Linked DNA regions of Homo sapiens: region 1 is linked to region 2. The links are chromatin loops, found by intact Hi-C in ENCODE. Cell type or tissue: psoas muscle. All regions are shown on one strand. Links, peaks and the distances in the headings refer to the core of each region. The heading gives the core; the rest is flanking DNA.

What was found. A loop is a pair of places that touch in the nucleus more often than their neighbours do. Peaks named below come from ENCODE experiments on the same cell type or tissue, not always from the same donor. Only the 100,000 strongest peaks of a DNase experiment are listed, where the experiment ranks them.
Region 1: a loop joins it to region 2, with 4 times the contacts of the local background. A loop is called at or near these places in 12 of 110 quality-filtered maps.

What each region holds. Positions count from the first base shown.
Region 1 is chr1:61,236,512-61,248,820 of GRCh38, reverse strand. All of the region lies in intron 2 of NFIA (nuclear factor I A), which reads right to left. Among named protein-coding and RNA genes, the nearest start is that of NFIA-AS1, 11 kb to the left of the region's middle. RefSeq lists a silencer at 1,229-1,437. In psoas muscle, for the core only: no CTCF peak of the experiment used is centred there; a DNase peak (open chromatin) is centred at 7,120; H3K4me3 peaks cover 2,618 bases; H3K27ac peaks cover 6,751 bases.
Region 2 is chr1:61,331,233-61,343,541 of GRCh38, reverse strand. It overlaps NFIA (nuclear factor I A), which reads right to left. Exons shown (of 11, transcript NM_001134673.4): 4 at 10,956-11,030. Among named protein-coding and RNA genes, the nearest start is that of NFIA-AS1, 84 kb to the right of the region's middle. In psoas muscle, for the core only: CTCF peaks have their summits at 5,137 and 6,268 (motif pointing right); DNase peaks (open chromatin) are centred at 5,211 and 8,351; H3K4me3 peaks cover 2,059 bases; H3K27ac peaks cover 5,295 bases.

The sequences.
Region 1 (12,309 bases), core at 2,449-10,448, 96 kb after region 2:
AGGCGTTATGTGGAATTGGGGCTGGGGAAGATTTAATTGGCAATTTTTTAGTTATTTAGTTTTAGTTATGCCCCAGAAACCAGAAATGGTCACTGAATATTTATTGAGCATGCCTAGAGTGGAAGTTTCTTATTTAAGTTGGTATTTAAGTTGGGACTGCAGTAAGGGGCATCTTTCACAAAGAAACGTTTTGGGATTACCTTTAAATAACATTTAAATCCCCTTCATTAATTGTCTCAGAGCTCTCCGGTGCAACTTAACAATAGGAAGCAGCTGTGCTCCAAACAAAAGAACACACAGCTCTGGGAAGATGCCACCATTTGAGAAATCACACATCATAAGGAAAGGTTGTTACTTCTAATTTAGTTCTGTGGACCAATTCAAGTTTGGGGGTTCCAGAAAGCCTGAAACCCTACCTCTCAGGGCTGTGTTTTAATATTAGGGAACTGTCTAATTTGTGCTTCAGGAAGTTCTGTGCATTTTTACGAAATCCATCTCACCGAAGCCTTTTAGTTAAAAGGCTTGCGTAATTGTGCACACAGATAAAAACTGCACTCATGATATTACATATTTTACTGCATTCTCCCTTGAATCTATCTGCCCATTATTATGGTTAATTATGCAGAGGTTTGGTTCTCTAGCTGGAGGGACAGCTAGTTGAGGGTGAGCTAGTTGAGGACCTTTATTTTTTTCCCTGCACCTAGTTCAGTAGCTGACATAGAAGGGCTTGGTAAATGCTGGCTCAATTAGATTTTTCAGAACTTTCTCAGACTAATGTTTGCTTATCACCGCACACATGTACAAGAACTACTTGAAACTCTTGAAAAGGAAATTTAGTCCTTTAAGGGTTCAGAAATAACAATGAAAGATAACATTCTCACCAAAAAACAAAAAAGCTCAAAACCAGGAAACACTTGATACAGGAGCTCATGAGAATACTTATTCTCTCATTTATTAAACTAAGAAAGTTCTCAGGATCATGTTGGCAGTAGACCATTTCTGGCCCTGAGATGAATGCCCTTTTTCCAAGTTAAAACCATGGCCCAGCTGTGAAATAATGATGGCTGCAAGGAACCCAATGGTGGCAGCAAACTCAACTCAAAGGCCCAATATTTGTAGGCACCAAACAGACAAGCCAGCAAAACAGGAGTGGTGACCAGATGTCAGCAACGGCCCGAGGGCATCCCTCTCACCTCCCCTCACACATAATGCTACTTTCTTCCCCCACCCATTAAGTGTGGCATCAAGAGCAATTACAGCACACCCCCAATGGACCGTGCCAGGTGGGGAGCTGTAACACCTGTCACAAGGCCTGCATGACATTAACGAGGACCCAGAAAGTAGCTTTAATGAGCTGACCCTGCCACAGATAGAACCTAGTGTGGTGTGGTGTATGCTGTGACTGTTCCAAAGATACTGCTCCCTATACGAAGAACCGGACCAAACACATACATTCTGAAAGCCCAGTTCTTCAGAGTGCCACTGCATATCACGAAATGAAACATGAAAGTCTGTGAAGTACACGTTTCACTTGGTGTCAGCTTAATGTTTTGTCCATCTGGAAATCCTTATCAATGGCATTCAGGTGATGAACTTGGGTTGTGTCTTGACACTCTTTTTGTGATAGAGTTGTAACTTTGGGAGTTGTAAGCTCCTTTTAAGAGAAGATGCATTTCTACCCCATCTAGCTCTTCCCAGTGCCCAAAAGCCAAGTACATGGCAGATGGCTGGAAGAATGAATGCAAAAACAGATGATGTATGAAAATTACTTAATGCTTACAAAACTTATCATGAGACAAACGGTCAAAAAAGTAAAATGGTTAAGAGACTGACAGAGCTCATTTTGGTTCACGGTCAACATTTACAGGTAAAGGGAATGAGTTCAGGATTCTTGAGCATCCAAGACACTGGCCTGTAAAAAGTCATACAATGCTTAGTCAACTTAATAAAATCACTAATATGCTAAGATACTAAGGCTACTAATAAAGAACTACAGACGAACCAGTGAGCCAATTTCACATCAGGAGCCCAGCAGGTGATGTCTAGGAGTAAGTACTCGGTACACGTTAACAATGATTATACTTCTGATTGCAATAATTAATAAGAGATATTAGCCTAGTGATTTACAATGTGTCCTCCATAAATCAGTCATCCCACCTTTGAAGGGGATATTATGGACAATAACGCAAAGATAGTTGCTTCCAGATTTTTTTTTTAAGAGTTGGAAGGAATCTGAGACATTGTTTTAGTCTAATCCCTTCATTTTTCAGAAGAGGAAACTGATGCCCCCAAAAGATTAATATACTGCATCTGAAGTCATGCAGGGGTTCTGTTTCTCTTTCTGCCTAAAGAGAACCATAATACCTAGCTTCTATCAACCCACACTGTCATAGTAAATGATTATCAAGAGTTGCATTTTAAGTATACGGCATAAAGGTTAGTACAAATCCAAGATAACGTTACTTTTTCAAAATAACGTTGATGAACATATCTACTGTTAATTCCACTCCTAAAACAACAATCATTACTACAACTATATTTATGTCTTGGCAACTTTCCGAGAGATCCTGGAAATGGTAATACTTGTAAAGGAGTTCCAGTTCCTCTTTTTAAACAGCATTATTATTAGATCTTCACAACAGGATAACTATATTTAAATACTAAGTAGCTTATGATTCATATCTTCGAAATAAAATAGTTCACTTCCATATGCAAAGCTTGTCTTCAAACTGTGGACACATAAAGCAGCCACTAGAAAATAGTGGTTTTTAATTATGTGCCGGATTTAGTTATTTTGATTCTTTGGGGTTCATATAGGGTTTATAGGACTTCCCTCAGTTTATGGGGTTCAGACAAGGCTCATAGTGAATTTCACCTGGAACTTTTCACATGGTTTGAGCATTAACCAGGGATTGAGTGGTTTATAGATCATCCAAAAGAATTTCTGTCTTGGACTCTTGCCGTGAGCTCTAAGTATTTAAATTCCAAATGAATTTATATCACAGAATGACTACAAGTTTTTAGTAACTGTTTCTATTTTCTTATTTTTGCTATTTTAAATGAAAACCATGAAGTAGATACACAGAGAGGAGAATGTGATAATCCAAAGTTTTAAAAAAAACAAAAATAAAAACCTAAATGTCTTGATATCTATATATTTAACAGTTTACAAAGGACTTTCATATATTAACTTAGTGGATACTAACCACTGACCTTTGTAGAATATAATGAGATCAGTATTTATCCTAATATTATCTCACTCTTTACCTACGTAATTATGTTTTCTAACTGAAAGATTTATGAAAAATAATAATCAATTATTAATAGAATTTATTTTGTGAACAAAGTGTTAAAATCATTTTTATAACATTTTTTCCCCTGAAGAACAAAAGCTTCGACCATAATATATGGAAAACATTTTGTTGCCTATAGTTAGGACTTTGAACTTTGAAAATTTACTTTATATTTATGGAAATGTTTTCAGGGGATGTTATAATGAAGTTTTCCTGTGTATACGATGTTTAAAGAGTTAACACAATGAATGAATACTTACAAAACAAAAACCATGCCCCTCAATTTAATTCTGCATACATAATCTACAAGATTTCAGGATGGTGTCATAGCTTTTAGTTAAGAAAAACCCATCTAAATTTTATAGGTTGAAAGTTAGCAAAAACCCAAGTATGTCCTCCTCATACTAATGCATGAAATGCCATTTCTGCTTATATTTTGAAGACTCAAATTCATCCCAGCCATTTTTCTATACATAATACATGTTTGAGTTGGACAAACCTAGCAAGAGGACATTTAGTTCCATTTATTTCAATCTACTGAAAGTATTTAATGAAGAAAAAAATGTTTAAATCTCAAATATATCTCAGGGAACAGACCAGCAATTCATATTGCTCAGTCTACTTAATGGTTGACAATTTAAATCTAGACAGGTAGAAATAAAATTTTAGCATAATTCCCTGAAGTCTATTAGGTGTGTACGTAGAAAACGCATTTATGTGAAGTAAATTATTATGCCATTTAAAAGGAGGAGGATGATACTCTTTTGTTTGAGGAAAAATTCAAGATTTAGGCCTCTAGCCAGAACTCACAAATAATCTAGGGTTTTTAAATAATCAATACCAATTATGAAAACACTGTCACATTATTTGAATCCTACTTAAAAGTAAATAATACTCTTCTGAGAATGTCTGACCCAAACCCAGGTGACCACAAGGTACTAGATTATTTAAGTCCATCATTTGTAACTTATAACCATATAATTTAACTCACATATACATTCAAGGTATACAACAGCTAAACCCCTAGCCCTTCAGTTTCCCTACACACAGCCTCTCTCACCTATCCTGGCAGACCCAGGCCTCTGGCTGTGAAGAAAACCACAATGTGGGGAGGAAAGCCTACAAAAGAATGAAAACAGACAGTGTCTAAGGCCTTGGCAGAAGGACACTAAATAAAATAGAGAGTGGTGACTCATTTTGGCAGTGAATCCACCTCAACCCCTTCAAAGCCTTTGGCAAGAGTCCTCAGAGGAGACCCCAGCCTTTTGCCAAGCCACAAAACACCACAATTATTATCGCAGCAGTCATCAACAAAACAGATTTTGTAAACTGACTTGTTGGCACATAGATTAAAGAAGCTATAAAAAGGAATAACAGCTGTTTGGGTTGCCCTATGCAGAAAGCTACTATATAGAAAGTAAATTTTATATTTCAATACATACTTGGGTAGACACCAGCATACACATACACCCCATGTACTAATTACACGTGTATGCTACGTAGAAAAGGGTAAAATGCTAAATATACCACCACATAAATTTAAAACACAAACAACTCTTTTAAAGTAAAATACTCACTTTGGAAGGACTAATAGAAAAAATTTCCTAAAGAAAAGATTTCTGCAGTTCACTAATTTAAAACACGGACTGTGTCTACAACAGCAAAATGAATAAAGTTTCTCTCAAAATACTAAAAAGTACTATGCTTTTTCATATAAGCAAGAATGGTGATGTGGGAATTTGCAAAAATATGCCTTATTCTACCTACGTAAACACTGCCTGATTGGCATTTTATACTATAAATCTAGAATTTTGTCATGCTTCAGGCAATTTGAAAAAATTCTACTTGCTTACATACTCATAACTTGTTACGAATAAGTAAAAATGACATATTTTAAAATGATTTAATTTTTGCCTCAGCTACAACAACGTTAGTCATCTGAATAAATCATCAATGAATATGTAATAGAAAAAAAACAACAAAATTGACAAGTAATAATCAGTATTACACATTCTTAATCTGAAGATTTAAAATGCACTATGATTTACTGTAATGAGGTGTGGACTCTTGGTTTTCTAATTTAAAAAGAAAGGTTTTATTTGAGTTCCTTGTCACTAACTTACAGTACAATATGTAAGAATTGGCAAGAAAGACTTTTAATTAAACTATTTTACATTTGTAACATGTAACATTACAAATATACTCTGGAAATATGTAAGAAGGGATCTGCTACACACCTTGCATATCACACATTTGCCCTGCTAACCTCTAAATGCCTCCATAGCTTTATGTTGAAATTTCCAGAACTGAAGCATCTTAATGAACATTGATCTTCTACGCTGAAGGATACAGAGTTCAGATTTCAGCTCTGTCAATAACATTTGGTTTTACCTATTGAATGATTGGGCCTTGGTTGACAATTGCTTACTAGGTGAGAAAAGACTAGAAATAAACATACGAGAAGCTTTGATGGCTACTAACATTGTTGCCTAAATGGCAGGAGAAAATCATTAAAAAAAGGACCGAAAAGTCACATTTCTTGACTACCCCTTGTGATAGAGAATATACAAAATGTACACACCACCTAAGGGCTCCATGACTGAACAAATCCTAAAGCTATAGATTTTTCAAAACTCAAGCTATATAAACTATATCGCTCTATAGTATTATCCCTAGCTGATTCCACTACCAATTGAGATAAAAACAAAACGCCAGTACCTTCATGACAACCAGCCTTTTTTAACAGCTACTTAAGCATTAAATAAAATGTTTTATCACCTAAAAACTATCTTTAGGAATGCAGGTCTCAATCAGAATATAAAACCTAGTCCATTGCTGATATTAAACAGAAGATCTATTTAAGGAATTCACTGACTAAACTAACTGCCTGGAGAAGTTAATTTATCTGTCTATTTTTTAAAGGATCACACAGAAAAATTTCAACAACTTGTGGAAACAAATTCACTTCTAGGTCATTCTTCAAACTACCACAAATCCTGCCATTTTCAACTTAGTTTAGTACTGGTTATTTATATAATTAACCATATCACAGAGTACAAACTGCAGAGGGTTCAAATAAAATTCTTTTTTCCAGGCTTTGTTTTTTAAGTTCAAACTATCTTCCCTTATTACCATTTCCTCAGCTTCTTCTATCTACCTTGGAATCCAAGCACATTATGCAGCCAGCACAATGAACCAACATGCCAGCAGAAGTAGTATGCTCCACCTATCCAAGAATTTTAAAAGCATCCAAGCACACACACTGTCTCCTGTGTAGCCTGGAGATCCCTATTGAGCTCATGCCAAGTGTCTGAAAAGTTGGACCCTGCATCCGGTATTTACACTAAGCTAAAATTCTAATCAGCACTAACAGCAGTATGTTTTAATTCACCCTTATGATTTTATTTCAATCTGCTAAGTACCACAACTGCCAGAAAGCAATTGCTATAAACTTAAGTAAACAAATGCAAAACTAAAATAAATCTTAAACCTGTTGTATATAAAGTTTGTGCCACTTCAGGCAAGCAGTACAAAAAGGCACAGCCCGAAGTCTTAGTTAACGCTCTTCGATCTCATTTAGAAAGCTCTTTGAAAGTATTGCCTTGTCTAGGCTTTTCCCCTTTCTAAAGAATTATTTTGTGCATATTAGATAAGGTAAAGAAAATGACCATGTTATTTTACAGTGGTTTTTCACCTCATGTATTCCCCTGAATAGTCTTCTGCCAAGCATGTGAAACAAGTAGTACGTGGTGACTACTTGAATCTCTGGATGACACTACAGCCACTCGTGCCAAGGAGATGGTGCCAAGTCTTGCATCTTCGGGTTTGTGGTTTTTTTCCTTCCTTTTTGGGTGGTAGTTGTGTGGGGGGAGGGGGTTGGCAGTGGGGGAATCTGACCAACAGATTCTGAGAAGTTGGTCACCATTTTGAACCTGTTCAATGTGCTCAGACCTTGGCAGCCATCTTACAGCTTGGCAACCATTTTGAGAATTTGTTTGGCAAGCTCTCAGAATTCACTGACACTGTTTAAATAGAACGCTAGTTAAAAATAGTCCACATTAAACAATACAATGTGATATCAGGTAAAATAACCCCCAATAAATCTTGCCAACAAAACAATTTACAACATCCTCACTGAGGTAATGATATCCCAATTTCCTTAACTTAAATACATTGCACGAAAGCAGCTTAAAAATCTAATTCTTTAACCCTTTAACAGACAAGCTCTTAAGAAACAATGTCAGAGGGGCACCAGTTAGTAGGAAAGTGGAAGGTATAAGGAAAGAAAGATGGCCAAAAACACAGCCACGATTGACATCAACACATTCCCAAGCACTTTCAAATTCAACATATAAAATAGAAGGGAGAGGTGCTGTCATCACATTCCATCAGGTATAATTCTAGAAAACGATCACAATATTTCAGACTGTCCCACTTCATGTTTTATGAGCTCATGGAAACTCTCTTAAGGAGTCATGCAGCACAAAACTCTCCTTAGGTAAAGAAATTATAAACCAAAAACATGTAATCTTATGAACTGGACTAAAAAAAAAAAAACAAACCCCAAAAGACAAAATTTGCAGGTGCTGATTTTTCCAAAATCAAGAGTTACGTATACAGTTTTCTGACAAAGTGGTCATATTCAACTTCACTCTTTTCCCTTACGTTTCAACATTTCTAACTCAATAAAAAATAAGTTCTGTCCTTGAAAATATTTCTCGATGTCTACAAACCTGAAATACAAATGACAATTTTGCACTGGTGTGACTCTGGCATCATTACCAGACCTATATAGTTTTGTAGAAAACTGAATTAACCAAAATGACAGTGGGTGATAATTTTATAACATATGAAAAAAGAAAATTACAATCTAGTAATTTGAAAATATTTTTTGTCCATACTGAAATAAATAACACTTTCATGTATACTTCAGTATCTTCTCTTCAATATTATCAATATTTAATATCATGTCAGTATGGGGGGAATATTTACGATTAAAAAAAAGACCCCATTGTGTACGGTTTGTGGAAAAAAAAGTCTAAATGAGCTAGCCTGTGAACCTACTCTTATAGTTAAATCATAAATACGGTGATAAAGCCTAAAGAATTTTGAATCTTGTGATGTTAAAAGACAAAAATTTACAGTCATTAAATAATGACTGTTATTTTTGTTATTTGAATTTTAATGCTTTTGGGGGCATGATGGATACCTGACTTGTATTCTAGTTTCAATGGTGATATAACTTACAATGGCACTGAAAAAGAAGGCTAAAGCCATCCATTAATAACAATGTTTCCACTACTGCAGTGCTTTTTACACTTGAAAGCTGAATTTTAAAATTTCTATTGAAATTCAACAAAGAAAACATTTTACTTCACTTAATACTATACAGAGTGAAACAATTAGTTAAACCATGATCGAAATTAGAACATCACGTAGAAAGACATTATGCTGAAATGGATCCATCTGAAGTCTTTATACTATTAGATGTCTCTTTATTGAATGACAGTATCTGCAGAGATATGACGTAAACCATGCTAGAATAGTTTGGAATGCATTGATAAATTGCTCTATCGATCTCGTTCTGCTTCACTTACCATAATTATAGCACAGTAATGAAAGACATGAATGATATATTTTCACTAGAGAGGAAACCCCAGAATTTGCCTGTTTCTTTATGAGATTATACCAAATCCTTTCAATTAATACAGCATAGTTGATATCTAACACTATCTGATGAAAAGACACCCAATTCTAGTGTTCCTTCTTAAATATTATTGTTCAAATATTTGACAATTATTTCGAATAATATATTAAGTGTTTAAAGACATAGCATTTGCTCCTCTATAAGATGCTGTTTCAACACAATTTTATACAAACATTATTTCACTCAGAAAGCTATCTTTTGAAACTTTAAGCCACCTTACAAACACAATTTTATCACCTTATATTCATAGAACATGCTAGAAGTTACCCCAAAGTTTTTCAAGGATAATTCTAATAAGAGTTATTATGTTGAAGAAGAATACATATTAGAATGAAAGATAGATAAGCAACTAAAAATATTTTCAGAAGAGAAAATTAATGATTTAATGTTATCTGATAGTCCCGATAACGAGATTTCATAGAAAAGACTCAAAATAAAAATAAACACTTTTTAACAGACATCACTTATAATAATTATTCATTATCCATAATTATTTGGTATCCATAAAAGTAATCATTTAGTTTCAAAGAAACCAAAATCTGCATTAAAACCACGCAAGCATTAGAGCTGTTGTTGTGCCACTTTATTCTTCGTGATATTGCCATTCTAGAGTACTACTAAGAAAAGACACCAGGTTTTCCCAAATGGATACATTTAAAATTAAAAGTGTCATTCCAAGTTATGCAAAAGGAACGTGAGAAATCCTGAACAGGATATAACTGAGTCTTAACAACTTACAGCAAGATTGGGATTGCTTTTATTTTAAAATATTCATTAATGAAAATATTTCATTTTATTTGCTTTTGCTGTGAAGAAGGAAAATAAATATTGTAAATTTTTCAAAGAAAAATCAATTTATGGAAAAGAAATTCCCCCAACAACTAAATGGTATAAAAATTGATCTATTCTTCCCTTCTCAAATTACAAAGGCTATCGTGGGAATAAAATGTAACCCAGGAGAGCTGTGACAGCTATCAAACTTTCCCTGACACATTATAATGTCTGAAGCCCAGACACCAAAGGTTTACATCAGAAAAACTCCAGCATGTAGGGGACAACTCAAAACCAACTATCGACCACGCTATTGATTTTTAGTGGAGAAACCAAGAGGGAAAAGCACCAGAAAAGACAGAATTTCTTTTTTCTTTTCTCATCCTCAACTTAGTGCGCTGCCAAACTTAGGTCTTCTCAGGCTTGAGCCCTGTGAGCTTGCATTGCAGCTAGCCAGGATGTCTGTCTGAGATAATTCAAGCTGAAACCAAGCAGTGTACGGTGGAAGGCAATTCTCCATTGACTTGCAACATAACCTCAGAGACAAATGCAGTTTCTTGACAGAAGGGTACAGGAGACAAGGGAACAACTGCAAAACTAAAACATATAATTTTCTTTTCCGATGATGTCTGAAGATACCGCATATGACTCTGAAAGTTCATAAATTATGCTCGACTCAACAACTGCTAGGAAGCTAGGCCAATCATATTCGAAACCATTTAAATGTAGATTATGGACAAGGTGTTACAGATAGATTTATTTGGAAATTAAGGAGTAACCCACTTACTCCCAAATTCCAAACTAATGACACAGAAAACTCTAAGTTAATTTTTAAAGAGCTAACTTCTTCCCTTTCACATAAATTAACACAAAATGGGTTATTCGAGAAGCTAAAAGGTAACAAAGCAAACTGCTTGCTTTAGCTCCTTGGGGTCTTAATCACATAATCTTGAATTGGTTGAGGATCATTTACTTGGATCATTATAATCATATCCTACAAGTATTCTGCCATTTAATTTGTGAAATGCATGACCACAGAGCATGTACATACAAAGAATTATTAGATGCACTCATTTTACTATTAAATTTAGAGACGGCTTTGAGCCATTTGAAAATACTAACAATAATAATAATGATTAATAATGATGCACTTCCATTCTGACTCACAGAACTATCTCAAGAGGTTTTACAGCTGTTCCCTAATTAAGTCTCATATTCCCCACTCCCTTACTAGGTAGATGAGTACTGTGATGCCAATTTTATATCTGGGAAAGCTGAGGCACAGCAAAGTGGTAAGGGTAAATCAAGGTCCTACAGCAGGCACAAGAATGAAAACAAGAATGTAGTAAACTCACAAAATAGTGCATCTTGAAATCCATATTTGAAAACAATGATGGGAGAGGAAAAAAACTTGCATGGAATAACTAATGAAGAAACAAAAGGGCTTATCTCCTGTTGATTCTGTTGATTAAAGAACACCCACAATGGGTTTTATTTGTTTGTTTACTTGCTTTTACCTATTCTGCCAATGATGAAAACACTATTTGTTTTCTGAATTTCAGTTTTAATATACATAAGCACAATATTTTCTCTGCCAGAGATTTATCAGTCAATTGTCAAACTAATTCTTCTGTTGCTAATGTCATCCAACAAAGATGAGCTTCTCATATTACCTTCTGTTTAACAGAATTACAAATCACCACTAAAGAACTTACTCATGTAACCAAACACCACCTATTCCCCAATAACCTATGGAAATACAAAATTAAAATAATAATAAGTGCATATTTTTCTGAGTTGGGAGAGTGCTTTGACTTGCGACATGGCTATGTAAGTTTGATGTTCTCAATAATGCAAATGAGAGATAACTATATCACCAACTATTTTAGGGTTAAGAAATGCTTTGATCATTTATTCATTCAACATGGTGGTGGAGAGGTGAGGCACATCTCCTATGTGCCATGCAGTGATCAAGGTGCTAGGAATAGAGCAGTGAACAAGAGACAAAAAGTCCCCACCCTTCAGGAGCTTATATTAGACTGGACTTGAGAAGAAGGGTTCTAGATATGTATTAATTAATTCATTCAACAATTATGAAACACCTCAGCCTCTGGAATAAAAGTATGAAAGAGTCATTGGCTATGGCTTCAAAGAGGTTGTTCTGTTTTCTTCTTAGAAAATTTAATTTTCTTAAGATATTCTCACTGGTGACAAGCAAAAGAGTGATTGCCATAGCTCTTTGGGCAGGAAATGATTAGAGAAATGGACCATATCTGCCTATGGACTAAGTCCTTGGTTATGTCCTTCACACGTTAATACCACTGATGAATACACTGAGCCATTTTAGACAATAAGGAAAAGAAAGAAGTTGCAAAAATAACAAAATGATCACAAACAAGAAAGAAGTCCTTTCTTGAAAAAAAAAAAATCCTGTTTAGTACCTGTTAAAAACATATCCAAGTAATACTATTAGGCCAAAGTGTGGCTTGGAAGGTGTTTGTTAGCCCTACAACTTCGGCATTTTCTCTTTCTCTGTGT
Region 2 (12,309 bases), core at 1,488-9,487:
AAATGTACTATTAGGTGACAAAAGCCAGTAGAATATTTTTTAACCCCATGAAAGGCATCCGCTAACACAGACAGAGCCCTATTTTCACACATCCCTGTCTTGTGAACACATGTTAAGGAATATATACATGGTGGCGGAAGGAGAAAAGGGAGGTGAAGAGAGGAATTTTTATTTTTCAAAAAATGTTTCTGTTTCATTAAAATAGGAAAAATTAACCGATACATTTTCCCACCCCACTCCGAATCAGGAAGATACTTTATCTTTGACAGATAATTACTGTGAGTTTAATTTGTAAATTAAGTGTATTCAGGCTTTTTATTGCCATAAAATAAGCTCAGTCTTAGATCTCAAGAAACTTAAATATATACCCTGTAGAGGAAAAGGCTGTCTCCTACTTATTTTTGTATTCTCCTCAGTACACAGTGCAGGGTGCTTCATATATTACATATGCACCAAATGTTTACTGAGTTGAACTAAAATTACACGAGCTTGTTAATGAAAAATAGCTAAGAGCTAATATTTATTGAGCATTTATTACATGCCAGGCAATGTGCTAGGTATTTTACCTGAATTATCTCATTTAATCTTTGCATTATCCCTATGGAATATGTATTTATATTATTCTCATTTAGAAATGAGAAACTACGCTGAGAGTTAAGTAACATGGTCAAGATCATGCAACTAAGTAAGTGACAGAAGAAGGGCTTGAATGTAGATATTTCCTAGATATCTGTTCAAAGAAACAGGAGTGAAATTCACATTTCTAGTGTTGCTGTCTTTCCTTTGTCATCAGTTATGAAGGAGATATATTCAACACGTTTAAATAGAAGAATAATTATCGCCTACACTTATGTGGCAAAACTTCTATCTCATCATTCTCCTTCTCGCCTCTCTGCTTTTGCAGGTCTTAAACTTTATAAGCGTCAGCAAGAGTTCCATTGGATGAAGGGCCCTGCCACTTGGTCTAACAGAGCAGTCCACAGAGGGGTTAGCAATGCTGACTGATCTGCATTAGTGCCTTCTGCTTTGGGGGCTGAAATTGATTTTCTGCATTTTAGAGTATCATCATGTCTTAGCTTTTGGTTGAGGTCAAATGTGGTACCTGCTTAGTATCTGATACAGCCTCAGTCATGGGATTAAGTCTTCTCTGACAGGGATGGGATTTGATGGCCTAAGAGGTCTTTTTGCCACAGTGATCTATAAACCAGGGAAGGGCTAAGCTAAACATAAGCCCCACAACCAATAGTGCACTGGGACTACTTGACCATTAGCTATTAGGAAACCAAACCGTATCAACAGAGTCCCATCCCAACAACTGACTAATTCAGCTGTTTACAAAAAAAAAAAATAGTTTTCAATATTTCCACCAATAACTTTCATTTTTTTTCTCCTCCACCTAGTGAAAAATCCTGGGTATTAACATGTACTCATATTAACCACACACTGGATTAGTTCAGTTCCAGTATTTGACCTATGTGTGGTTTTGCTGAATGTGGACTCCACCGGCCCCATTCTAGACATGCTAAGATGGTCACTACCAACAGCCCTTCTACTCGGCAAGAGTTAGCTATGATAATGTACTCCAGCCAAATCTCAATAATATTTGTGGCCCTACTGCAGGGTAATATAGGATTTCTCTCAAGCTTTGGAGGTCACAAAAACCCCTTCTAGTTTTTCAGTGTTACTACTGGATATGAATATCCACCATTAAAAAGTTGAGGCTTATGAGTGCATAAATAAAGGTTTATTAAAAAGCACATTATTAGCTGGGCACACTGGCTCACGCCTGTAATCCAGGCACTTTGGGAGGCCAAGGCAGGCAGATCTCTTGAGCCCAGGAGTTCGAGACGAGCCTGGGCAACATGACAAAACCCTACTTCTGCAAAAAATGCAAACATTAGTTGGATGTGGCAACGCGTGCCTGTGGTCCCGGCTACTGGGAAGGCTGAGGTGGGAGGATCCCTGGGGCCTGGGAGGTGGAGTTACAGGGAGCCATGATTGTATCACCACACTCCAGCCTGGACAACAGAGTGAGACTCTGTCTCAAGAAAACCCAAACAAACCACATTGTCAGTAATGACCTGTAGCATGCTTCTGCCATTCATAGGGAATTTTTGCTCATAATATGAGTGAAAGCAAAATTTTAAAATACTGTAAAACTAAGTACTACTTTTAAGAATGCTGGTACATGGGCCAGGTGCAGTGGCTCACACCTGTAATCCCAGCACTTCGGGAGGTGGAGGCGGGCGGATCACGAGGTCAGGAGATCGAGACCACGGTGAAACCCCGTCTCTACTAAAAATACAAAAAATTAGCCGGGCGCGGTGGTGGACACCTGTAGTCCCGGCTACTCGGCAGGCGGAGGCAGGAGAATGGTGTGAACCCGGAAGGTGGAGCTTGCAGTGAGCCGAGATCACGCCACTGCACTCCAGCCTGGGTGACAGAGCGAGACTCCATCTCAAAAAAAAAAAAAAAAAAAAAGAATGCCGGTACAGATGACCCAGGTGTGGTTTGCCACTTAAAAAGTTGTTAATGTGTCAGTGTTAGATTGAGAATTTTAAAACATTCTGCTATCCACGAGATATCCTAGGAGAACAATTTCTAGAATAATGCAGAAACACAGGCTCTGGCTGAAAATTTGAGGAAAAAGAATCTTCTGAAAATTTGAGGAAAAACAATGCTCAAAACAGAGGAATGAGGTCTACTATTGGCATGCTCTTACTCTATTGGAATTACTAACTCCGTAAGGGTCACTAGAGTGGCTCTTCTAATAATTGGTTGTTAGAACATGAATTCTAAAATTGGCCCTTCTTAATTTATACACGCACACACACATGCATTTTCAATAAATTTACTGATAGTGGTCAGCTCCAAGATTGGCTCTGAGCACACAGTGAAGAACGATCAGGGGCTGAGGCTCTGTTCAATAATCGTGGTGGTTATCATTGTTGAGCATCTACTATGTGGCAGACACTAGACTATCTGTCACTTAACCCTCATTACACTCCTGAGAGGTATTCCTATTTCCAGTACTTGGACTTAGACTCAGCACACAGTTAGGACTTCATAAACATTTGCTCAATGAATAAATGATTGTAACCTAGAAGAAAACACAGCCAAGAGGGGTTAAATATTGCCCAAAGCTATAGAGTTGATAAGTTGCAAAGCTCAATTCCCCAACTCTATATCCTGTACTGTTTTACAATATCATGCTGCCATCTTGAATATAGGTTTTATACTTGACACATAGAAAGCATAACTGATGAATGACCTAGAAATAGATGAACATACGAATAGAGACCATGACAACACATTAGTATGTACATCAAGGGGTATGTTGTGTTTCTCCCCAGTTCAAATCTTTATAATAAGAGTATTCATAGTCTGGTAAATTTATCAGAAGCTTCAGCTGAGAACAGAGATCAAAACGGCCCCAAATTCTGCCATGAGAACTCTCACTGCCAGCTCTAACCAGGAAGATTGTAGGAGTATGCATGTAAGAGAAAGGACTAGACCTTCATGCAGAGCAGTGACTGAAGGATACACTAATGTCATAAGCGTATTCCTGCCATAGTTCTAATTTCAACAGCTCAGTGGTCCATGACAACAGCCAGGGCACATATCGAACACAAGGTATATGCACCTTTTAATTCATAGGGCTGAGTCGGCTGAGGACAGAGTCAGTCTAAGGGTGGGGATACTCTCACCTTACATGGCTTCATTAGGTGAGGAGGGTAGGATAGGAAAAAAATCAAGCTTGGCCACCCATACTGTGAGCTAGGATTCAGAAGAAAGCGTAGTTTGACGACAATTTCTATTACTACCAGTCCATTGCACTTGCTGCCAGCTTTACTACCCAAATATTCACCCCAAACATGTCAAGAAAATTAAAAGGAAAAAATCATACAACAAAACATCCTCCTGAACTAATTCAATTTCAATATTTATTTTGAAAATTTATTGAATTATAGTAGAGGAAGCTGGCTGAATTAAGCCAGCCAGACTGTTATTTTTCTTCCTACGAGTATGGCAATATTTATTATTTTACCTCTCTATGAGGGGTTGATTAAAACTAGAAAATGTAACATTTGCAAAGTCATAATATATTCAGAAGAAGGTGGTTCAGATAGGCAAAATAAAAATATATAGGGGCCAATCAGAATTTTCTCTTCCATAACTTAGATTTTCTTTAAAAACTACATTTGGAAATAGACATTATGATTTTTTTAAAGGGCCACCCACTCTTTTGTCTGCTCCACACTCTACCTTCACTCTAGAAGAGGTGCCATTGACTTCTACAGATATAAAATGTGTGACGTTCATTTTAAAATTACTAGTAGAGCCTGCTATTGACCATCCAATTATGCCGAGTTCCATTTATAAACATAGCTAACCACTAAGTTTATGGAGACTTTTTGTGCTGCTTTAATAGGATATTGATCGAGCACATAGTTTGAGTAGACTGCCATTGAATTGTGTAATGGCAAACAAAAGGCAAGGTCACGGCAACTGTTCATGCTAGGGCTGCAATCTATTTTTTATTATATTCTTTTTGTTTCTTCCTTTAATGCTCGAGCCCAAATGGTTTCTTTTGAAAGAAGATCTTGCTTAAGAATATAAGCTATTTTAAAAATTAATTTCCATGCAATGATCACAGCTATCGTGTTACTTAACACAGGAAAACCAACAGGCCACTAGTTTAGAAAGAAAGTTTTAAATCTATCCCACTTTAATTAAGATCTAAAGTACTGCGAATGTTTAAATGGCACCCCAAATGACTGGATGTCTGGAATTTCTTATCCTACACCCATTTCCTCATTAGTCCTTCTGTGCAAGAACATTTTGTATTTTCAAGTTTGGGCTTGTTCCTACCCAAGAGTTTCGTTTTCTTGTTGTGCCTTGTAGCCGAGTTCATTCTGTCTTAGAAGTTCCACCATGTCAGGTTAGAATATTGCCAATAGTTCTTACTAAATTACTAGCCTGAAAATCTAAGCATCTGAATATGGGTACTTGAAAACGTAACAAGGACCCAGAGACTTCAAAAAGAACTTTAGAAATGAACTGCAATTTGGATGTTAATGACAATTCCTGTGTGAAAATATAGAAAGAGCGCACATTTCTAAGGCAGAAAACAGCCACTAGGGTGCCACCTCATGCCAGGCTGAGGCATATGCCTGGTTCCATTCACTCCCACTCTCCATTGACAAACAACTCAGGAATCCTGTAGTGGACCCGGCAGCTGAGCTTTGTGGCAGAGCCAGGACAATTCAGCTGCCGGATTTTAATAGATTCTGCAGCACTGCAACAGGAACCAAAAATCAGTCCGGGTAACTGAGAGTGGTTTTCACACCCAAAGACTCTAAGGCTGGCCACAGTGTACTGAGAATCCTGGCTTTTCAAAATTCCAGGGCCATGAAGTCATCCTTAGCCACGAAGTTTACTTAACCCTTGCAGCCGGCTTGGGTGTACAAACCGCCGCTAGAAAATTAGAGCCCACCAGGCCAGAGTCACAATGGCCTGTGTGTATTTGCGGTTTTCCTCTTTCCCAGTGAAGTAGTTAGGGTTTCGAAGTCACTCCACCAACTTCAAGTAAAATAGAGTCAGCAATTTGGAAGGAAATGGGCAGAAGTAGTGGATTTTTCAGGAGAACTTTCTGGGTTCCTACCAGGAGTGATATTTGACAGCCTTAGCACTCATACTTTGAGGAAAACACTAGCGCAAAATAAACAAAAGAGTGGGTGCTGACAGAGAGAGCTATCTAAGCAGCATCACTTAGCAGCTAGTAGAGTGGGCTCTCTTTGTAGCAACTTCAAGGGAAAGAGACCAATCTAAAAATGCCTTGAGAAGGCTTTGTTTGAAAATGCAGCATCATGTAAGAGCCATTTCAACAGATGGTTCTTGTCTCTTTCCTCATAGTATTATGCTAAAACAACTTTAGTGATTCTGAACCACATTGTTAACACTTGTAAAACCCCCTTCCCCAAAGCAGAGAATACTTCTCTCTCTCTCTCTGGCACAGCATCTAGTGGTCTGTATTTTCCTCCTCCCCTGGAACAAGGCAATAAATAATTGAGCTACTTTCAGATGGTCCTACCACATGGGGGAAAAACTAGCAAGAGAACAAATATAGATTTTTATGCTACAGTATTTTCTTTGCCATGGAAGCAGAACTTTCCATTCTTGCCTTTCGTGGACTTTAGATGATAATGAAAAAAAAAATTAAAAGGTGGTAGGCAGGAGGCAAGGAGGAAAGGGGAGTTCACGGAAGATTGCAGCTTCAGTTGGCCAGCAGGAGTCCCTGATTCCAACAGGTTCATGTATCTGATCAGTATAATTCAATGGCAAGCATCCTTGTTGCCTCATCCCTCACCTCTGAATTTGTGAGGCTAAGCCAGCAGCTTTCTCCTGAGTTTCTCTGCCATTGCCACCTTGGTAGTAACGCTATTAAAAACAACACACTTAGGACATAGTTATTTCAGTGAATCCACATGAGGAAATACTGAAATAGCACCTCCCTCCTCTCTTACATTTAAAAGGAAGAAAATGAAAAACAAAAACTAACTGGAAACCTAGTGTAAGTAAATATTTGTATTAGCAAATTTAAAAATCGAATACTAAAGATCCAGAAAGGGAGAAAAATCTCAACCTAAGCCATCATTAATGATGACTGTGAAATTTTCAGCCCATGTAAGTAGTCATAATTAGGTATAATTGCAGGGGACTGGATGGGGCTGGGATAGATAACAGAAGGTTAAGAAGAAATCTGCAAAACAGTCAGAGATTGTAGGACACTGAGACCATCAAAAACATCTAAGTGAAAGGCATAACTATGGAGAGAGTAAAAAGATCAGTGGTGGGGAGTGGGAGGTAATGAATAGGTGGAGAACAGGAGATATTTAGGGCAGTAAAACTATTCCATATGATACCATAATAGTAGCTACCCATCACTATGCATTTGTCAAAACCCACAGAATGTACAAGAGTGAACCCTAAGGTAAACTGTGGACTTTAATTATTAATTATGCGTCAATACTGGCTCATGAATTTTAACAAATGTACCACACTAACAAACGATGTTAACAATAGGGGAAACTGTTTTGGAGGAGGGGTATACGGGACTTCTGTACTTTCTGTTAACCTAAAACTGTAAACCTAAAAAACTGCCCTAAAAAAGAATAAAGTCTGTTAATTAAAAACAAACTCACACCTAAAAACAAATCCAGGAAAAAAAATTAATTAAGTATCTTACTTGCTTTGGTTTACATGAAAATAGTTTTAACCTTTTTTTAATGCACAAATTAATAAGCTAAAAGTGTATCAAATCAACAAGAACTGATTATTCAATAAAAGCACAGAATCCTTGGATTCTATTTAGTTCTATAATGCAATTATAGGAGAGGTTTTGATGAAAAGGTAGGCAGTCAGCTAGCTGAGTAGAATAAAGGAAAAAGAGCAAGTTGCTTAACCTCTTGGAGCATCACAGACTCCATCTATAAAAAGGGACAGTAACACCAACCATGGGAGGATTGAATGAGATAATGCTTACAAAGTACCCAGCACAATGCCTGGTACATGGTATATGCTTGATAAATGCTAGCTACTCTAATTTTTCATATTATATGACATCACACTCCTAACAGGGCTAACATCATGTGTTTAATCACCTTTTGTGCCAGTTAGCTTATTTCTTTTTTTTTTTGAGATGGAGTCTCGCCCTTGTCACCCAGCCTGGAGTGCAATGGCATGATCTCAGCTCACTGCAACCTCCGTCTCCCGGGTTCAAGCGATTCTCCTGCCTCAGCCTCCCGAGTAGGTGGGATTACAGGCGCCCGACACCACACCTGGCTAATTTTGTATTTTTAGTAGAGATGGGGTTTCTCCATGTTGGCCAGGCTGGTCTCGAACTCCCAACCTCAGGTGATCCACCCGCCTTGGCCTCCCAAAGTGCTGGGATTACAGGCATGAGCCACCGCGCCTGGCCAGTTAGCTTATTTCTATTCGAGGATACAGAATGCACCCCAGGTCCACTCATCTGCAAAAAGCATCCACCATAGTTCTGAAACGGTTGCTTCTCTTTTCCCACATGGGGGAACAAGGAAGAGGGCAGCCTTGCAAGGCAATGCTGAGGGATTTCAACTCCAGCATGCGGCTTGAGTGTTAAGCCTTTCAGGAGGGTGCGTAGGTGACGAAACCTGAGCTGGGGATCCTTACCCAGGCAGCCAAGGTAATCTTGTGAAATATACCCCGACAAACCTAGATTATCTCTAAGAAAAAGGGGTCTCCTGACTACAGTCGACTAGTTTGGCCTGAAGCCATGATCGAGCTGACACAGCCCAGACCCACTCTTGCCAAACAGTTTCCGTCAGCACGAGGCCATGTGTGAGTGAGTCCCAGAGCGATTACACAGCAGTGTGCAGAATCAAAAAGCATTTGAGAGCCAAAGGATGTTCATGATGCCAGGCACTGGCTAAGCAACCCCCTAAGCAGGGACAGGAAACAAGTCCAGGTCCCTCTGCAAACTCAATCCCTGTTCAGCCATAATCTCTGGCAGTCTTGAAGGCAGGTTTAGAATTCATTTGGCAGCCAAGCTATCTTAGACTGACCAGAGTTCTACTCAAACTTGGAACTGATAAGCTTTGGGATATAAGACCTTAAAAGGAAAGACAGGGAGTGGAAGGAGGAGGAGAGGCTGGGGGTGATTCTGTACTGTGTGGGCCTTCTCATACAACCCCCAGGCCTGGGAAGGCTGATGGTAATGAGGACTAAATGTAAGAATTGCAGCATCCAGGGCAGAATAAAATGGCTAGTGCTCCAATCTTACGCTTAAAAGGATTTTCATTTCACTCTTTAAGGCTATGTTTTAGATCCCAGTGAGGGCTCAATGAATGTATTTTCCTATAATGCTACTATGACTGGTATGGTCTGATACATATATATATATATATATATATATATATATATATATATATATATATATATATATATACACACACACACACACACACATATATACACACACACAAATACTCCCCATATTACGGTTATTATTAAAATTACAAGAAAATGTGAGATATTTATTGTGTTCAAAAGTCCTAAGAAGTTAAAAAAAAAAGATATATACAGATGCACTGTTATTTGTCTATGGCAAATAACTGCCTAATCAGCTGTGCTATAACTAGGGGAGCATATCCTCTCCAGCTTAACAAGGCAATGTAGTGTCTACTTAACCGGTTGGTACTTTAAGTACGCTTCAATACCATGGCAGCAACCTCTCTCTTCCAAGTTATGACCTGCTGCTCCTAATGTCTCATTTCTTAGGGTTCCAACTCTTCTACACTGGAATACCTCAGCATCAACCTGGGAGTCCTTGACTCCCACAATTCTAACCCCGACAGTTACCTTCCCACTGTTTCCCTGTCTAGTCTCATGCTATAGATCTCTTCAAGTTCCTTTGGGCCAGTCTAAGAGTACGGATACTGGCATTATAGAGACTTAGCTTAACGATTTATCCGCTATTTGAATTTTTTGTTGGTTTGTTTTTTGAGATGGAGTCTCACTCTGTCGCCCAGGCTGGAGTGTGGTAGTGTGATCTCAGCTCACTGCAACCTCCACCCTCCGGGTTCGAGCAATTGTCCTGCCTCAGCCTCCTGAGTAGCTGGGGCCATAGGCGTGCACCACCATGCCCAGCTAATCTTTTTGTATTTTTAGTCGAGACGGGGTTTCACCATGTTGGCCAGGCTGGTCTCAAACTCCTGACCTCAAGTGATCCACCTGCCTCGGCCTCTCAAAGTGCTGGGATTACAAGCGTGAGCCACCGTGCCTGGCCTCACTGTTTGACTTTGGATAAATAACTTATATAGACCCTCAATTTAACTCATCTTTAAAAATGGGGTAATTTCTTGTCTGAAAAGCTTATTGCAAGGATTAACTTATGTACCTTACACTAAGGCCTACGACAGTGCCTGGCAGACAGTAAATGAACAGTAGTCATTAGATTCTCCCCTGTTCCCACACTGTGTATCACATTCTGTGCTCTCAAGACTCTCCTAGCCTATGAGTGGCTAAAATAAGAACAGACAAAATCCAGGATTTTGGGACCAGGATGGCTTGACTTGTTTGACCTGACGTCATGCCCTGAGATGGACTGGCTTACTCAGTCAATCTTGCAAGCCTGTAACACAGTGAATGGGGGGTATGAACCTGAAATGAAAATGTTTCTTTTTACTCCAGCTCATTCCACAAAGGGCTGATGCTGCTCAAAACCAATTTTAACCATGTAAATTTTACCTACAAGTGGTATTTTGAAGTAGTTGGAGGAGTAAAACAAAATAAAATTTTAATATTTGGTATTTATTTTTCCTTCTTCTTACTGGGACCTGGAACATCATAATCATTGTATTTGTGCTTTTAAATAAGAAAAAACAGATTCCTAAGGGAAGGCAACTGTGTATGTGTGTGTGTGTGTGTGTGTGTATGTGTGTGTGTGTGTGTGTGCGTGCATGCTAGATTATGTCATAACAAAACTACAATCAATTGAATGGGCCTTTGATCAATGGAGCAAGATGGTGACAGGTACTCTTCATTCACTGTTAGTGATTATTGACAAACTGGTAATGATCATCCCAGACTGTGTCACTCATACTGAGGGCATTAGCATTTTTTAAAGGTCAAAAACAAATTCTTTTAAAATGCAGAATTTCTTAGAAATCAGGGAAGCCTCAGAATATATGAGACCCTCAGGATTTTGGTCTTTCTTTTATGCCTCACATCAAAATAATATTTAATTTTTCCTGATTTAAATTCTTGGTTGTCAAACAAACTGTGTGTCAAAATTCTTCCAATGGGTGAATGAAAAGGAGATTCTGAAAGCTTTTTTTGGTCTCTAGGAGTCCTAGGCAGAAAGTAAGCACAAACCAAGGCAAATCTGTACCAAATCAAAGCAAAATTATACTTACTCTGTGACACTCTTACTAGCTCAGTGACACTAAAAACACCTGATGTGACAAAACTGTCCTGGAAGCCCAAATGTCCTGGGGAAACAAAAACAAAAGAAAACAAAGTGTCATAAATACAAGACATTTGACAACAGAGCTTTAAATATTAGTTTCATTATGATTAACACATGTGGTGCCTAATCTCATTCTCTGCTCTCCTTGGGGTTTATGTGGGAGGGCACAGTCATTTAGCTAAGCAGATAGATTTTTGGTTTGAATTTCAAGGTTGTGCAAAGCTATGGTACAACAACTAGCTGATTTTTGAAATGGTTAAAAAAAATTCAACCGGAAATATGAAACAAAAGACAATTTACAATAAATAGTTACCTTGGGTGACCTCTAAGACCTTAACAATTGGGATAAAAACAGCATATCTAAGAATCACTAGGAGAGCTGCATTCCATCATAGTTTTTTAAACATTATTCTCTAAAGAAACATTTGATTGGAATTAGTTATCTATTCATTTAACTCAAACAAGATTTAAAGGTGTTCTTTTCTAGAGGCACCACAGGGTGAATTTTTAAAAAGTCAAAATAGAAAAAGCAAGCCCCAACTCACAAAACAGGAAAACAAATTCTTTTGAGCACAAATAAAAATTCAGATTATTTATACACCCCAAATTTTTTTTTGTGTCTGTTGATTTTTTTGAGAAAAGATAATAAATCAATGGTTCAAAAAGTGATTAATCTTCGAACTTTGTTTCTGCTTCATTTTTGCTGGATGCAATTAATTCCCTTTAAGACACCTGGTATTATGTCGATCACCAACTACTCATTTAATTTTATGATGCATTCAGAAACATAGAACTTATAAATGACAAGGAACACATAATCTATGGTATGTAGTTTCCCACTCTACCTCTAAAATTTTCTGATTCTATGACTCTCACACAGGTAGAGTCTAGTTGAGAGATCACTCCAAGGTCAGCTTAGTCTTTCCCTGCTTTAAAATCTGGGTCAAAAAATTGTTGGCCGAAGGGATTTTTGAAATAATTGTTCTTTGACATAAGAAACATACCTTGAGAAAATGCAATAAAAGAAAATAGACCAATCTGAATATATAACAATCCATAAACAAAATTTGTTATTAATAAAAGCTAGATTTCATACAATACTGAGGGAAAGCAAATTTACCTGTGGCACTGCATATCCACCAATAAATTTACTAAATGTCATACACATAAACACATGCAAAAAGTTGCCATGTTTTGGAGGAGTATAAATGGACCTGCAAGTTACTTGTCTTTTTTAGGTTACACTGGATTTTTGCATAAGAAATTTCTACTGAGATTTTTTTAAATTTCAGTTAACTTTT